Linked DNA regions of Homo sapiens: region 1 is linked to region 2. A link is a loop called in an ENCODE intact Hi-C map of the cell type or tissue named here. Cell type or tissue: mammary epithelial cell. All regions are shown on one strand. Each heading gives the region's core, and the rest is flanking DNA. Links, peaks and the distances in the headings are about the cores only.

Region 1 (2,913 bases), core at 87-2,586, 70 kb before region 2:
ACGTGAAGCACAGTTTCTACTTGCTGACGTAGTATTTCCTCTTGATTTTTAGTGGGGTTGGGGTGTTTTATGAGTACTAAGGTCACATTGAACTTTGGACACCTAGTCACCTTGTTGCTGGCTGCAGAGAAGAGCTTGAGAAGGAGACAGAAATCTTCTCGTCTTCTCATCATGGCTTTGACAAATGCCCAGGGAGACTGCAACTTTCTTCTCAACTTGGCTGTAACACTGGAGCCCTTGGCCACTTAGAAGGCCTGAGTTTTTTTATATTTTCCACCAAGCTGCTGATTCTAAACTGTGGTGGGGTTTCTTTCATGGCCAGAATGGGGAGAAACCGTGGGCTGAGTTGGGGATGTGTGGTTTGTGTGTGTTTATGTGTGATCACTGAAGTGTAGGATATGGTAGGAGGATGGCTTAGGACTTCCATTTTGGTTTCTTATTACACAGCAATAAAGTAAATGGGGCTTAGTATAACTTTGCACTTATAGAAATGTAGCTCAATTTAAGAAACAAAACTCCGCCAACAGGAGTGCTCAGTATCTTCAGCTTGGGAAACTGACCTCGTTAATTTTAATGAGGGGAAAAATTCTCCAGCTGGGGCTGAGAAGAAAATGAAATACCAATGAGGTTATCACTTTGGATGATCTCACTGAATTCAGACTATACTTGGAACGATGCTTGGAGAATTTTCTAAAATCCTATGGAGAGATTTAGAAGAAAATGCATATGCCCTTGATAGTATTGACAGACTGCTTTCCCTGATAGGCAGAGCCGAACTCTATATAGTGCCTCCTAAAGGGGTCATTTGAAAAGTTAACATATTAAAAAGTTGGACCAAAGTAAAACTGAGAGAAAAAATGGATTAACGTGATTCTTATGTGGGTCTAGCGTGAAAGCAGCGGGGCTGGTCGGACGGTGGCTGAGGCCGTTGACTATAAGCCAGGGGCTCCTGAGTTCAAGTGCCTACTGGGATGCTAACTTCCTGTGGGATTTTGGGCATCTGTTTTTTATCGACCAAAGGCAGGAGGTAGGGTGAGGGAGTCCTGTTATTCAGTAGGCAGCTATTTGATTTGCTCAATAAGTTGATGACTTTGGCCCTGCTGCTGAGGAGTGACAGATTGTGACCAATGAGGTTAAGATGACTGTAGGACAAGTTTGCCCTCAGTGAGGAGAGGCCTGCCAAGTTCCACTGACGTTTGGTTGGGGACCACAGAAAGAAACATCACCATTCAAGGTATTTGGCCCTTATTTTGTCCTAGTTCACTAAATGGCAGATCCTGGGGAGGAGATTATTTCACCAGTGGATTCTTCAGAGGTATGGGGGCAGACAGAACAGGCTTTCTTCTCCAAAAGTTCAAGCTTGCTGACTCAAGCTTCTTACTCATCTCTCTGGCATGTCACTGCACTCAGGAGAAGATTTGTGCAACTATCAGGTGCAAACTCAAGTATCACCAAAGGGATACTTTCTGATTAAATAGAGCCATCGTGCTCTGGGGACCATCTCAATATCAGTGGAATATTGAGGGGGTCTATTAATGTTTATACGTTCCTTCGAAATTCAGCCTTTTTCTTTGAAAGCTGTAAGGCAGCAGTTAAGGGCACTCGTACTGCTGCTATGGCTGTGTGTGTATGTGATGGGAAAGGCTGGTTGCCAAGCAGCGGAGAATGGACATAATCATGCTGCCTAGCAACAGCGGCAGCGTGGTCACTTGCGCAGATTTCTGCGCCTCTTCCTGTTTGGTCTGCTGGAAAATACAGATGGCTTCTATGGGTCGCTCTCTGCCCTAGCCATAGTGAGAGGTAGGAAAACATTATGAACCAGGGTGGAAAAATACACAAGTGCATGTTTTAAAGTGATTCGTTTCCAAACTGCCTAGGGCTGAGCAGGGATTCTTACATAGCATTCCTCAGTTTCCCCTTTGAAGATATTGTGCACTGGCACGTTGACTTGTAAGCAGGAAGAGGAATCTTTGAAAAGTGCTAGGCCCCTCTGGGTGCTGCCTCTACTGAGCCCGAGCCTTTACTCTGCATGTGTGAATATAAAGCCACCAGTTTTCTGATAAAGACACACACATACACTCACACACACTCACACCATGGGTGAAAACGACAAGTGGAGCAGAGCGTGACTACTGATTGTTCTTTGAGGCCGGAGGAACAAAGCAGTCAGGAGCGATAAAGGCAGGTGATCCCTGCTGGTTTGCCCTTTCTCCCAGCTCTGACCGTCACCGTCACACATGACATTCTTGAATGAGGTCACCTGCTCACTACAGATTCTAAAAGGGGCTTGCTTGGCAAAGACCTCCAGGGTCAGAGTGCCGGCCTTTACTGTTTTTGGCAGTTGTGTGCATGGAACATTGGAAGCGTTTGGAACGGAATGCTTAAGGAAGATATTATTTGGCAGCAAGAAAAAGGGAGTGTGCAGACTCCCCCTACCCCTCCTGGGATGAGTAGGTACTGCCTGCCCGTTTTTTCTCTACAGGAGTTGAATAGTAGCCAGAGTACAGGCTTGGCATCAGAAGGCCTTAGTTCAATCCTTATCTCTTCTACCTACCAGCAGTGTGGCTTTATGCAAGCTCTTGTTCATCTGAACCTTACCGCTCTTGTCTGTAAGGGATAGCAATATCGGTTTTACAGAGTGGGCTGAAAGGTTAAAAGAGGCGCTAGTTCTTTTTGGCATGCAGCAAGTATAAAGTAATTGTTGCTGTTCACCTCCTCTCCATGATTAAAGAGTAGGAAGTTGGGAAAAGAAGGTGAGCACTGCAGCTACCTTGTTGATTCCAAACTTCAGTGTCTTGGTTTTTGTCTTCCTTCTTAGCCTCCTAAATGAAGAGCCTTTATTTCCTTCTGTTTAGATTAGAAAAGATGAGAGATCTCTCTCCTTTTGATGCTGGGTGCCTGGATGGTATTAAT
Region 2 (2,913 bases), core at 314-2,813:
GGAACTACCATTCTCTTTTGCCCCTATGACCTCTGATGGCTGAGCGGTGTTAGCCATATACTGTGTGTCTTTTCACCTCTTCTTGCCATCTCTGTGGGTCACTGGGCTCCTCTGGAAACTTCTGTAGGCAGGGCAGAGGTTTCCTTTTGTGTTTCCTTTTAGACCATGCCTTAAGAAGTATGGTGTGACTTCCTTTATTCACTAAATGTCTTTCTGATAAGCTGTGCATGAATTATATGATTGGAAAGCAAATCATATTAGAATCCACTAGTGGAGTCTGGCTAGGATATCCATTGTAATCCTCCTAGTAAGTCATAAGATCTATTCACAATCACCCCTTTAGTTATGCACGGTTTCCTTAAATCATAATATATCTTGTTAGAGTTTTTAAACTACTAATGTCCATTCTAGTATGGTGATATGTATGATAGCTGTGTCCTGCCTGGATTCATGCAGTCACATATATATGATATACCTTTTTTTGAACATATGACAATATGCATAGCCCCTATTTGGTGAACTGTCTTCTCTACAAATTATAGCCTTGGTGCTTTACAAGGTTAAATAACACAGTCTCTAATTTAAGTAACAGTGAGAACCAGGAAGATTTAAACAGTCTGAGTCAGGCACACATAACCCTACCCTCAAAAGCACTCATAGCTAAGTGGGGGAATCTTGCTGAAGTCTTGTTAACTTCCTGGGTTTCAAAGTCCCACTTCCAGGTACCATGGATGAGGCAGCAGGCATGCAATTACAGAAAAATAAACCTTTAGTCAAACAAAAGAAGCCACTGAAAGAACTGAAAACCCCTTCCTAGTCCCAGCTAAATTCCCAGGGAAGATTTAGGACCTGTGTTTGTCCTGAGTTAGTGGATGGTCTTGGCCAGTTTGCCATCTGTAGTGGTGAGTTGAAAGGGACTGTGGGCTCTGGAGGCTGAAAGGGAGTGAGCAGGAACAACATGAAACAGCAAATGTCAGGGAAGTCAGTAAGCCCTGAATCTTTTATGAGACCTTGGATATTCTGATCACAGCTCCGCTGGCATCGAGATTGGAATACAGATTATGGGAGGGAGCGTCTGTGACATGAAGCCCTGGCTTAAATCTTCCCAAGGTTTTAACGTGCCTTACCATATGAATATTTTGTTATTTTATTTGGCAGTATTTCCACAGGAGGCCAGGAAGGAGAGCACTGAGTAAGCCAGGGGTAGGGCAAATCTAGAGATGGGAGAGATTAGAACAGTATTGTGGCTAATGAGACTAACACCACTGAGGTGTGTGTGTGTGTGTGTGTGTGTGAGAGAGAGAGAGAGAGAGAGAGAGAGAGAGAGAGAGAAAGTGCTGAATCCCCTGTAATCCTGTCTCATACAAGGCCCTGGTGCTAAAACCACTGTAACTGTTTATGAATTCACTCCAGCTACATAGTGAGAGGAAGGAAAGAGAATAAGAAGAACCCAATGCTGGAATGAATTTATGCTTAAGAGCTTGTCTCGGGAATGCAGCTGGGTTTAAGAGTCGCCAAGCCAAGACACCCTTTTTGGGAAAAGGGAAAAGAAAAGGAAAGGAAGATAAAAACCCAGGAGACTGGAGGGACAGTGGGAGGAAGAGGAAAGAAAACGTGCTGCTCCCAGATGGGGAAGCCTTGTCTGAGTGAAATGGCATTATAGGTTGTCTGGGTGTTAGCCCCTTAAAGTGGTTTAATTTCCCACTAAATAGAGATCACTGTGAGGACTAAGAACCAAGCAAATGCTTTCGATTGCGCTATCTTGATTAGAAGCCCTGCATTAAGGCAAGAGCATTGGCAGAGCCCGAGAGAGCTGAGGCACCCTGAGGCATGCAGCAAGGTCCATGGCAGGCTAGACTTCAAGTGGCTTTGCCGGAGCATGACTTACAGCAGATTTGATGGCCTGGATTTTGCTTTTCCACACCTGTCCCCATCTGGTAGGCCATGCTGTCTCGTAGCCAACCTGCAAGTCAGTTAGGTGAGGCCGAGTGACCTCAGCCTGATGCAGGCCACAGAAGCAGAGCGAGGCAGAGTGACTAAGTGACTGCTGGAATCCTAGTAAAGCAGGGATAGGAACCAGAGTTCCTGGACTGCACGCAGCCTTTTCTTTGGTAAGAGAGGTTGACTACTGTAGTAGCTGTGTAAGGGGCAGATAGAGATGAGTGAGAGATGGTCATTCCTAAGTAAGAAATATTTATCAGATGACTGTTATGTGTCAGGAGCTGGGCTAAGTGCTTTACACATATATAGTCTTTTTTTAAAAAAAATATTTTCTTTTCTTTTAATTTAGTTTCAGGGGGGTACATATGCAGGTTTGTTAACATAGGCATATTATATAATGCTGGGGTTTGGGCTTCTATTGAATCCCTCACCCAAATAATGAACACAGCACTCAAGAGAGTGTTTTTCAGCCCTTGCCCTTTCCCTCCCTCCTCCTTTTTGGAAACCCCAGTATCTATTGTTGCCATCTTTACGTTCATGTATACCCATTGTTTAGCTCCCACTTGTAAGTGTGAATGTGCAGTATTTGATTTTTTGTTTCTGCGTTAAATCACTTAGGATAATGGCCTCCGGCTGCATCCATCAACATATACAATCTTTACAACAAATATATGGCACAGGTACTGTGATTATATTATACCCATTTTAGGGATAAGGAAACTGAGGCTAAAGAAGTAACCAAGACAAAGTTAGAAAATGCCAAGTTTGAATCTAGGCTATCTCCAAAATACTTGGCCTTGAACACCCATTTGAGCAGGTTTGCACTGAATCTGTTTCTTCATTTTAAGCACTACTTATTGAGTGCTGACTGTATGCCAGGTACCATGGTAGGTGCTGGGGATACTGACTAGAGGAAGACAGTGTCCTAGTCCTTGAGGTGTACACACAGCCGCGGAGACACCCCAGCAAATC

The links. Hi-C counts contacts between places; a loop is a spot of excess contacts. Peaks named below come from ENCODE experiments on the same cell type or tissue, not always from the same donor. Only the 100,000 strongest peaks of a DNase experiment are listed, where the experiment ranks them.
Region 1: it touches region 2 in a loop (2.0-fold over the local background); 15 of 110 quality-filtered maps call a loop at or near these places.

What each region holds. Positions count from the first base shown.
Region 1 is chr1:164,636,505-164,639,417 of GRCh38, forward strand. The region is part of intron 2 of PBX1 (PBX homeobox 1); the gene reads left to right. Among named protein-coding and RNA genes, the nearest start is that of PBX1, 79 kb to the left of the region's middle. In mammary epithelial cell, for the core only: no CTCF peak of the experiment used is centred there; DNase peaks (open chromatin) are centred at 1,397 and 1,647; H3K27ac peaks cover 1,919 bases.
Region 2 is chr1:164,706,125-164,709,037 of GRCh38, forward strand. The region is part of intron 2 of PBX1 (PBX homeobox 1); the gene reads left to right. Among named protein-coding and RNA genes, the nearest start is that of PBX1-AS1, 67 kb to the right of the region's middle. In mammary epithelial cell, for the core only: no CTCF peak of the experiment used is centred there; DNase peaks (open chromatin) are centred at 1,267 and 2,037; H3K27ac peaks cover 943 bases.